Linked DNA regions of Homo sapiens: region 2 is linked to region 1. A link is a loop called in an ENCODE intact Hi-C map of the cell type or tissue named here. Cell type or tissue: CD4-positive, alpha-beta T cell. All regions are shown on one strand.

Region 1 (5,000 bases):
CTGCAGGAGTTGTTGCTGCCATCCCTGCCCTCTCCCCACCACGCCCAAGGCCCACTTGGACCAAATTAGCACCTACCGGTCTCCAAACATCATGGGCTCATTGAGGCACTGGGTGCAGGCCTCGTGGAACCACTGCCTGCACCGGTAACATTGCAGCATCCGCAGGTACCATCTGGAGAGACAGAGGAGCCAAGGTCAGCCAGGACCACACCCCCAGTCAGGTATGAGCTTCGGCAACCTTTCCCAAGTTAAATTTGCCCTCCACTGGCAGAAAGGGAAGAGAATTCAGTTACTGAGCACTTAGGCTGTGCCAAGGGAGGACCTGAGAGTTGGACATATACTCTCATTTCACCTCACCACCTGGTAAAAGATGGGACACTGTCCCCATATTACAGATAAGTCACAGGTGAAATGGCTTGCCCTAGCTCACAGGCAAGTGGAGGATGGTGATTCAAATTCTGGTTTCCCTAACTTCAGAGGCTGTGCTCTCCTTGCCATGCCACAATGAAGCCACCATTTCTGGACTTGCTGCTTCCCAAACACTGCTGACAGGGAAACGTTTGCCTTGGAGACTTCACGGGAGAATAATGGTTTCTGTAAGCTGCACGGGGGCAAGACTACATCTGGCTTTTCTCACCTGCAACTGTATCTGGCCTATCATGGTCATCCAACAACTATTCATGGAATATGAAGAGCAAAATGCTCAATGCTTCATTGACACCTTGTCAGGTGAGCTCCAGGTTAAAACGCAGATTCCTTGGTCCACTGCAGACCTATTCAATCTTTGGGGAAGCCTCTGGGATGCATTTTTAACAAGCATCCTGTGCAACTCTGCCCATAGGCGTTGAGAAACACTGCATTAATGCAGGAAAGGTTTCCATAAGCATTTCTCCATCTGACAATACTTGGGGAAGCTCATGGGCCTGAAGTTAAGGTTAAGCCCATTTGAGAGATGAAGTAGTTCAAGCTTTGCCCAAGTTACCCAGCTGGAGCTTGGGGCTGAGATTCAGGACTTCAGGGGGTCCTGACGGCTGAACTTCCTGAGGGCAGAGACCCTCCCTCTTACATCTGTGGTTCCTTCCACAATGCCACGTGCACTCAGCCCAAAGAAGCAAGCTCAACTGCCATGGCTACATAGAGGCCCAGGTCGGCAAGGAAGAATCAAAGACTCTTGCCGCAGAGCCAGGACAAGAATTCCCTCCACAGTGGCCCCGACATAGCATGCCCCGCCCCCCGGCCCCCTACCCCTGCCTGATTGCACATCTCCAGGGAAAAGAATCTTTTCTATTTTTGGAGACAGGGTCGTCCTGCTTTGTCGCCCAGGCTGGAGTACAGTGGCATGATCACAGCTCACTGCAGCCTCCATCTCCCAAGCTCAAGTGATCCTCCCACCTCAGCCTCCTACGAAGCTGGGACTACAGGCGTGTGCCACCGCGCCAGGCGGGAAAAGGATCTTCATATCTCACCAGCAGCCGGTTCCACTGACTCTGACTGTGAAAAGGTTATCTTGACTTTCATGCATTAGTACCACCACTACCACCAGTAACAGCTCACATTTTTTTTGTTTACCAAATGCCAGGCACTATGAGAACCTCTATGTGAATTACGTAATTCATGCTCTGCTCATAATCACCACATGATGGGGAAACTATTCAGAGAGCTGAGGCTAAGGGGTTGCACAGCTGGTAAGGAGCAGAGCTAGGACGTGGACGTCCTGGGAGGATTCGCACTGTGTCCGGCCCAGGCTCTTAACCACTCTTCAATACTTCCTCGTTTCCTACAAAGCTCCAAGGTAACACCTCTGCCCTCCAGCCCTGCTCCACAGTGCTAGATGCCACGCGGAGCCGGCCTTCTGTTCTCCCCTTGAGGTCCCGCCCCCTCGGGCCCCACCCCGAGCCCTTCCCTTCAGGGACCGCCCCTTGAGGCCTCGCCTCCTCAGGTCCTGTTCCCGAGGCCTTACTATTCCCTCCTCCCCACCCCGCCCCTCCACAGGGTGCTTCTCGACCTGCCTCACCTCCCTGGGGCCCTGCTTGGGCGGTCGCAACCCGCCAGGCCCGCCTCCCGAGGCCTCGCCCCAAGGTCTAACCTTCCGGGCCCGCCCCCCGAGGCCCCGCCCTCAGGTCCAATCTTCCGGGCCCACCCCTCGAGGCCCCACCTCCGCAGCGGCTGACCCCCCCCTCCCCGAGTCCCGCCCCCGAGGCCCCACCCCCGCGGCTGACACTCCAGGCCCGCCCCTCGAGGCCCCGCCCCCACAGCGCAACACACTGGGCCCGCCCTCAAGGTCCCCGCCTTGGCTGACACGCCAGGCTCGCTCCCTATGGGCGGTCCCTGCTGGCGATTCTTGGAGACCTGCCCTGCCGCCCGGGGGGCCCTGACCCCCTGCCTTACTCTCCGGGCCCGCCGCAGTAGCAGTAGCATTGCTGCTGGTTGGTGCGATGGGGCGAGTCCCACTCGAGCTCCTCGGGCTGGTAGGACAGCACCATCTTCACGGCCTGCAGCGTCCTGGCGATGGCGCCCTTCTTCAGCGCGCCGCCTTTCTGGGGGGAGACGAGGGCCCCAGTCAACCACCAGGTCCGGGTGGACCACGCGAGTCAGCACGCGGCTGTCTATTGAGGGAAGTGCTGCCAGGGCTTGGGGGACCCGCAGATATTCCAATATAGTCAGAAAAGCAAGGAGCTTTTTCTCATTAATTCCAAACCCATCCCCTCTATCCCAGAAGGAACTCCGTTGATAACAGAATTAAGAGTAATAAGCGCAATAAAGGCAACAATTACCAACATGTATTTACATGGATTTTCTTTTTTAATAGTAAAGCATCATTTATTGGTCCCGTTATTCCCGACACCAAACCCATCTCCACTTTACAGTTGAGGAAACTGAGGCTCAGGGAGTCTACAAATCCTGGCCAAGGACAGTGGCAGAGGCGCTATCTGTCTCCAAAGCCCAGGTGTGGCCCTTCTGCTTGGAGCTCAGACTCTGTGATGGGAGTCTCTGGTCTGCCCCACTGGAGGAGGCAGGAGAGGCAGGGACTGGGGAGGATGGAAGGCTCACCCGCACAGCCAGTGCGAAGATGCAGCGTCGGCAGAACCAAGGTGTGAGCAGGGGCTGGTCAGCACTGCCCGCTATGGGGATGTGGCACTGCTGGTGGTAACCTACGGCAGAGGAGGGGGCGGTGAGCGCCCACAAGGACATCGTGGCCCAAGGCCAGTTGGCCCAAAGGAGGCAGGGCTGGGAGGGCTGAGGGAAGTCCTAGGAGCTCTGCCTGCCAGCTGCCGGGAGCCTGGCTGCTGGTGCCCACCAAGATGGCCAAGTCAGTGTCCAGGCTGGGAACTAAATGACAGCATTGGCCAGTTGTGGGGTTGGGGGGGACACAGGAAGGTCTGACTTCAGTGCCTGAGCCCCATCTTTCCCACCCATCCTCTCCATCTAGCTGGGCCCCAAATTACATACACCATCATACCCTCCCAGCTTTCCCCAGGATCTCTTCCCAAGCCCTCACTTACAGCAACTGGCCCCCTTTCACCCTGCAGTGCCAAGAGAAACAGGAAGCCAGCTGAGGCCCCAACAGGCTGCAGCAGTACCCGTCAGGGGCCAGTGCGTGGGGACCTATAGGTCGGGGCCTTCTCAGGGCCCTGCTCGCTCCACTCACCCAGGCCACACTTCCCGCAGATGAGGATCTCATTCAGCGGCCCTGATGTCTTCCCTAGGCAGATGTTGCACTTGGGCTCCTCTCCTGGAACACCGGCTGAAAGAGAGGGCCTCGAGGGTCGGGTCCAGCTCACAGGAATGGAAGTTTTATACTCACATTCCAGATGCCCAGCCTCTAATGTCTGCTAGGCCTAGCGCTGGGCCCCACATGCCACCTCACTGAATCTCCCCAACCACTCTGAGATGCCTATCATCATTACCATTCGAAAGATGGGGAAATTGAGGCTCTGAAAGGTTAAGTCCCTTGCTTAGCTAGTAAGTAGGTGAGGGGGGGATTAAACCCATGGCTGTTTGACATCAAACCCTTTGTTCTTTTGACACATCATGCTGCCTCTCCCGCCTTATTTAACTTGTTTTGTTAAATGGTTGTTATTTTCTTAAAACTTTATTATGGGATAATATAATTTGTTTGTTTGTTTTGTTGAGATGGAGTCTCTGTCACCCAGGCTGGAGTGCAGTGGTGTGATCTTGTCTCACTGCAACCTCCGCCTCCCTGGTTCAAGCAATTCTCCTGCCTCAGCCTCCCGAGTAGCTGAGATTGCAGGTGCATGCCACCACACCCAGCTACTTTTTACATTTTTAGTAGAGACAGGCTTTTGCCATGTTGGCCAGGATGGTCTCGAACTCCTGACCTCAAGTGATCCACCTGCCTTGGCCTCTCAAAGTTCTGGGATTACACGCGTGAGCCACTGTGCCCAGCCTAGAAGTTATAATGAAACTCCATCTTCTCATCACTTATGAACTCATGGCCAATCTCGTTTCTACTATATTCCCACCTACTTCTCCTTCCTGTAATTATTTTAAATTGAGTCCCAGATACCCAATAGTTTTTCCATAAATATTTCAGTATGTATTTGTGAAAGATCAAGACTCTTTTTAAAAAACATAATTAAAACACCTCTACTGCACCTATAAGTTAACATAATTGCTTAATATCATTAACAAATTCAGTTAATGTTCTCATTTCCAATTGTTTCTTAAGTACAAATACCTTAACAATTTTAAGTCTGTTCTTTTGAATCAAAGTCCCCAAGTAAAGTCCATACATGGTGACTGGCTGATGTTTTTAAAATTGCTTTTAGTCTACAGGTCCCCTCTCCATCTCTTTTTTTCTTTGCATTTTATTTTGGTTGAAGAATAAATATGTTTTTATGTGTGAAAGGTTTGTATGTATACATTAAACACATTTTGATACGTGTTTGTCTTATTTCCCCAGCATGCTGAAAATTTTGTAAGGGTAGAAATGGGATCTCTTCGGCCGGGCGCAGTGGCTCACGCCTGTAATCCCAGCA
Region 2 (5,000 bases), 190 kb after region 1:
ACTAGAATCCTTTTTAGAAGGCACTCTAAACAGTTTTGTCTCTTGTTATGGCATTGATTGCCTTTAGTAGATTCCGTGTAACCTACTTCTTTATCTCATAAGTTGTAGAAGTTCTTTGCTCCAAAATATCCTTCTCAGACTTTAAATCCGGTGTTGTTTGAAGCATTCTTCTCGCTTCTCAGTAATCAGTCTAGCAATTAAGAGGAAATGCCATAAATGTTAATCACGTCTCAATAAGACCTGTAAACTCCACTGCATTTAAACGAGATTTTATGAGACTCAGACATACAGGATGTATTCTCAGCCTTTAAGGAGCTTATCCAAATGGTGACAACACAATAGCTACCCATTATTAGCTTCCAACATTTATCAGTTATTGTGATAATTAACTTGCTAAATTATCTCTTATCTTGACAACCATGCAGAAGGGTGTTATTACCCTCTGGTTACCAATGAGTAAACTAAGGCTCAGAAAAATGTAGTGCTTCAGGGAACACATCTAATAATTTGCAGAAATTTCGATTTGATTGTTTGGGATCCATAGAAAAAAGCCAGGAAAGATACGAAACCATGCTGAAGTCTTACCTTCTCTTTGACACCTTCTCCAGATATATGTGTGTATATATATGTATATATAAAATTTTTTTTTTAGATGGATTCTCACTCTGTCACACAGGCTGGAGTGCAGTAGTGCAATCTCAGTTCACTGCAACCTCTGCCTCCTTGGTTCAAGTGATTCTCATGCCTCAGCCTCCCAAGTAGCTGGGACTACAGGGGTGAGCCACCATGCCTGGCTAATTTTTGTATTTTTAGTAGAGATGGGGTTTCACCATATTGGCCAGGCTGGCCTCCAACTCTGGACCTCAAGTGATCTACCCACCTCGGCTTCCCAAAGTGCTGGGATTACAGGCGTGAGCCACCATGCCCGGCCTTTTTTGTCTGTAACTAATTCTGTATTTTATAAACTCTTAAATAATTTATATCCCAGTCCACACATTTTGATTCTTATTATATACTATTGTGTATTCTAGGCAAAGGTTCAAATGCACAAGGTGGGAATAAATGTGACATAATTGAATACCTAGTCTGGCTTATGTCTGGTTCTCCCTTCCTCAATAGAGCTGGAGCAAGACTGGCTGAAATGACCACCAGGCAGATGGCAGATTGGGAAGACAAACTGAAAAGGTGAGAGGTGGAAAGAGTCAGAGAATAACTGGATAAGCCACATTCTGGGAAATACAGTGGTTCAAATCCACCGTGGATAAATTTGTATTTGAAGATTGAATGGTAACTGGGAAAAATAGAGAAGGAAGCCATTGCTTAAACTATGCTTGAAAGTCACCAAAGCAGTGGGTTGGAATAGCATGTCCCAAAAGGCCACTTCACATCCTAAATAATAATGGAATAGGATAGGATTTCAGATAAGGAAGTAGGGAGGAAGTGGAAAATAATAAGGCTAAGAGAAAATCCAGTGTTAATAATGGAATTTAGTTAAGCATATTTTCCTTAGAGGAATCAAAAGGAAACAACATACAAGGAGGAGATGCTCACTCTCCCTTTATCTCTCACAGTTTTATAACCTCACCTGAATCTGTTCTTTCTGTACCCTAGACCTTCTAATGAATCAAGCTCAGCTCATTAACCACCTTCTTTGGTTCCACTGAGCCACGCTTTTTCAGACAATGTTGCTTTTTGTTCAGCATAAGTTCCTTCATCTAATTCTAATACCTGTTACTCATCCAGTGGCTAAATGTGGTAGCCAGACTCCAAGATGGCTCCCAGTGGTCCTTACCTCCCTCGTATTCATGCCTCTGTGTGGTCCCTTCCCACACTGTATCACACCGATTCATCTGACCAATAGAATACAGCAAAAGTGAAGATGTGTGACTTCTGAGGTTAGGTCATACAAGACATTGCTGTTTCTGCCTTTTTCTCTCTTGAACGGCCTGTTCTAGGGGAAGCCCCCATGTAGTGAGCACACTCAGGAAGCCTATGGAGAAGCCCACGTAGAAAGGAACCACGGCCTCCCGCCCAGAGCCATGTGAAGTGAATCCTCCAGCCCTAGTCATGCCTTTAGGTGGCTGCAGCCCAGCTGTCATCTTGACTGCAACCTCATAAGAGAACCTAACCCAGAATTACCTAGCTAAGCCATTCCTGAATTCCTGCCCATAGGAACTGGGCAGATAATTAAGGTGTGTTGTTATCTTACGTCATTAAGTTTGGGGGAATTTATTACATAGCAATAGTAATTTTACACTAGATTAGCTGTTTTTCTAAAAATATAACTTTCATCAAAGCTCCTTACATTCACTACCACCACCCAAATAGGTCCTTGCTCCTCGGTCATCAATGCTTATAATTAGCAAGTGTACTTTAAGTTCCTGAAGAGCAGCAGCTTCAGGAGCCTACTTTGAAAGCGCCACCTGCTGGTATTAACTTAATAGCTTCCCAAAGAAAGCTGGAATAATTCGTGCTGATTAAGTCAATGCTTAGGTGCGACAGCTTTTCATGGTAAACTCTGGCTTCTCATCTTACATTAATAACTCTTCTGAGAACCAGCTTCTTTGCTTCCTTGAGATAACAGCTGCTTTGCCTTCTTCTTAAGAATGCTGAAATGCGATCTTTCTTAGCACTGAAAATCACATAAACATTTATGGAGTTCTTATGATTACTCTTTCTAGGATTACTGTTTCTTGCTTTTCCAACTCTTTTCTTTCTGCTTCAATTATTTTTAAAAGAAGACATGCTAAAGTCTCTGTTTTTTACAAGAAAAAAAACCAGGTATCACAAAATCTTTGAATTTTTTTTTCCTTCCAAAATAACTGCCAAATCTCTCAAAACACTTAGTCTATCCCTCCCCACCCCACCCAGCTGACTCTAAGTAATTTTATTTCCCCCTATTTATCCTGAGACCCCTAGAATGCTTTCTGGATCTCTTCATAAAAGTTATATAGAAAATATTAAATTAATAAAATAATTGCCCAGCAGCAGAAGTCACTTGATGTTGGTTGGAATGATTCAGCATTATACTCATTTTACAGACAAAGAATCTGATAATCAGAAGGTCTGTATTGCTTCATTTAAAAATCCCAGAATCAGGTCGGGCGAAGTGGCTCACACCTGTAATCCCAGCACTTTGGGATGTCGAGGCAGGCAGATCACCTGAGGTCAGGAGTTCGACACCAGCCTGGCCAACACGGTAAAACCTTGTCTCTACTAAAAATACAAAAATTAGCTGGGTGTGGTGGTGGGCGCCTGTAATCCTAGCTACTCAGGAGGCTGAGGCAGGAGAATCACTTGAGCCCAGGACATGGAGGTTGTAGTGAGCGGAGATCGTGCCACTGCACTCCAGCCTGGGTGACACAGCGAGACTCTGTCTCAAAAATAATAATAAAAGCCCAGAATCACACACACAAAAAAGTAGCTCTGGCCACTTACATAATTTGAGTGATCTTGTGCAAGATAAAAATGTGGCATCTCTTATTCAAAAAAGCAGGAAAAATGCTGTTAAGGTATTAAAATATAAACATAAAGCCTTTTCCTCTACCTTGGCCAACATGGCAAAAACCCATCCCTACAAAAAATACAAAAATTAGCCGGGCGTGGTGGCATGTGCCTGAAACCCCGCTACTTGGGGCGCTGAGGCACGAGAATTGCTTGAAGCCAGGAGGTCGAGGCTGCAGTGAGCCAAGATCATACCACTGCACTCCAGCCTGGGCTACAGAGCAAGACTGTCTCAAAAAAAAGCCTTTTCCTTTCATCTGTAGTCTTTCCCTCAATTTGTCATGGTGCTTTTTAAGATTTGCTATTTAACATCATTGTAAATAAAGGGAAATTAATAACTTTAATTATTGGCATGACTTTTATCATTCATCTTCATATTGTGTACCAGTTTAAGCTGCAAATATAACAGCATTTCACTTGCATGTGCAATTGCCAAAATTACACCATTTGTATGTCATAGTTCATACATGTATATATATTCCATTCTTCCCAGAACAGTGGAAATTATGCACAAAACTAGCTCAGCTGTTTTTATTTTACTTTTTGATATGTGTATGTTCTACCCACACTCTCCACCTTTGCTTTCTGAGGACAAGGAAAGCCTGAAAGAAAAAGAAACTGTGAATTATCCTATCTTTCCCTTTCTTTCTATGTTATCATATTCAAGGTACACATAATAGTTCCCTAATACAAGGAAATACCATGAGTAAGAAAGGATATGATAAGGCTCCTTGTTTTTTTGTTGTTGTTGTTTTTCTTTTTTTCTTTTTTAGCATGCCTTCACCATCTTTCTGCACTCAAAACAAGTTCCTGTTCCAATGGAGAATGTGGTCTCTTCAGGCTGTCAGTGCCCCGGCTTGCTCAGCCACAGACATACTTTTCTTAATACTTTGTACTCACTTTGATTCCCACTAAACTTCTGCACCTTGTGAGCCCACTGGAATTCTGTGTTCACAGGGTATTGTGAATGCTCTGTGTGAATGAGGAGGCAAGGAATTGTGGACATAAATATCGTGCTGTCAGACTTCATTTATAAAAAACAAGCTCAAAGATAAAATTATTAATAAATGCAGGACAACAACAGAGCATTAAACCAAGTGTGGGGCCCTTCTGCGTGTGGGGTTTGGGGTGACTGCATAGGTTGCATGCTCATGAAGCCAGCTTTGGAGTAGCTAAGTCAGGAGTAAACTCATATCTGACTTCAAAGACAAATCTCTTAACACTTCACAAGGAATCTCCTCTAATAACACAAGGCAAGGTATTGGCAGAGTAAACAAAGAATGTCAAGAACATGAGAAAATTTTAAGACAACTAGATAACATCAAGCTGCTTCCCTTGGGTTCTGTGATCATTAGTGCTACGGTCTGAATGTTTGTGTCCTCTTGAAATTCTTATGTTGAATCTTAATCACCAAAGTGATGGTATTTACAGAATTTTTGGTTGACAGTCTTTTTCTTTCAGCACTTTGAATATATCATCTTTCTACTTAGTAGCCT

Evidence for each region. Peaks named below come from ENCODE experiments on the same cell type or tissue, not always from the same donor. Only the 100,000 strongest peaks of a DNase experiment are listed, where the experiment ranks them.
Region 2: it touches region 1 in a loop (3-fold over the local background); 10 of 110 quality-filtered maps call a loop at or near these places.

Annotation. Positions count from the first base shown.
Region 1 is chr9:120,866,794-120,871,793 of GRCh38, forward strand. It overlaps PHF19 (PHD finger protein 19), which reads right to left. Exons shown (of 15, transcript NM_015651.3): 4 at 3,650-3,745; 5 at 3,052-3,152; 6 at 2,389-2,537; 7 at 77-172. Among named protein-coding and RNA genes, the nearest start is that of PHF19, 7.9 kb to the right of the region's middle. RefSeq lists an enhancer at 1,671-1,740 and a silencer at 1,861-2,350. In CD4-positive, alpha-beta T cell, CTCF peaks have their summits at 2,530 and 2,738; DNase peaks (open chromatin) are centred at 2,168, 3,101 and 3,589; H3K4me3 peaks cover 1,292 bases; H3K27ac peaks cover 1,832 bases.
Region 2 is chr9:121,057,808-121,062,807 of GRCh38, forward strand. LOC124902261 (a long non-coding RNA gene) reads left to right here. Exons shown (of 3, transcript XR_007061753.1): 3 at 1,120-1,197. It also overlaps a transcript of C5 not described here. Among named protein-coding and RNA genes, the nearest start is that of C5, 10 kb to the left of the region's middle. In CD4-positive, alpha-beta T cell, CTCF peaks have their summits at 2,437 (motif pointing left) and 2,640; a DNase peak (open chromatin) is centred at 2,424.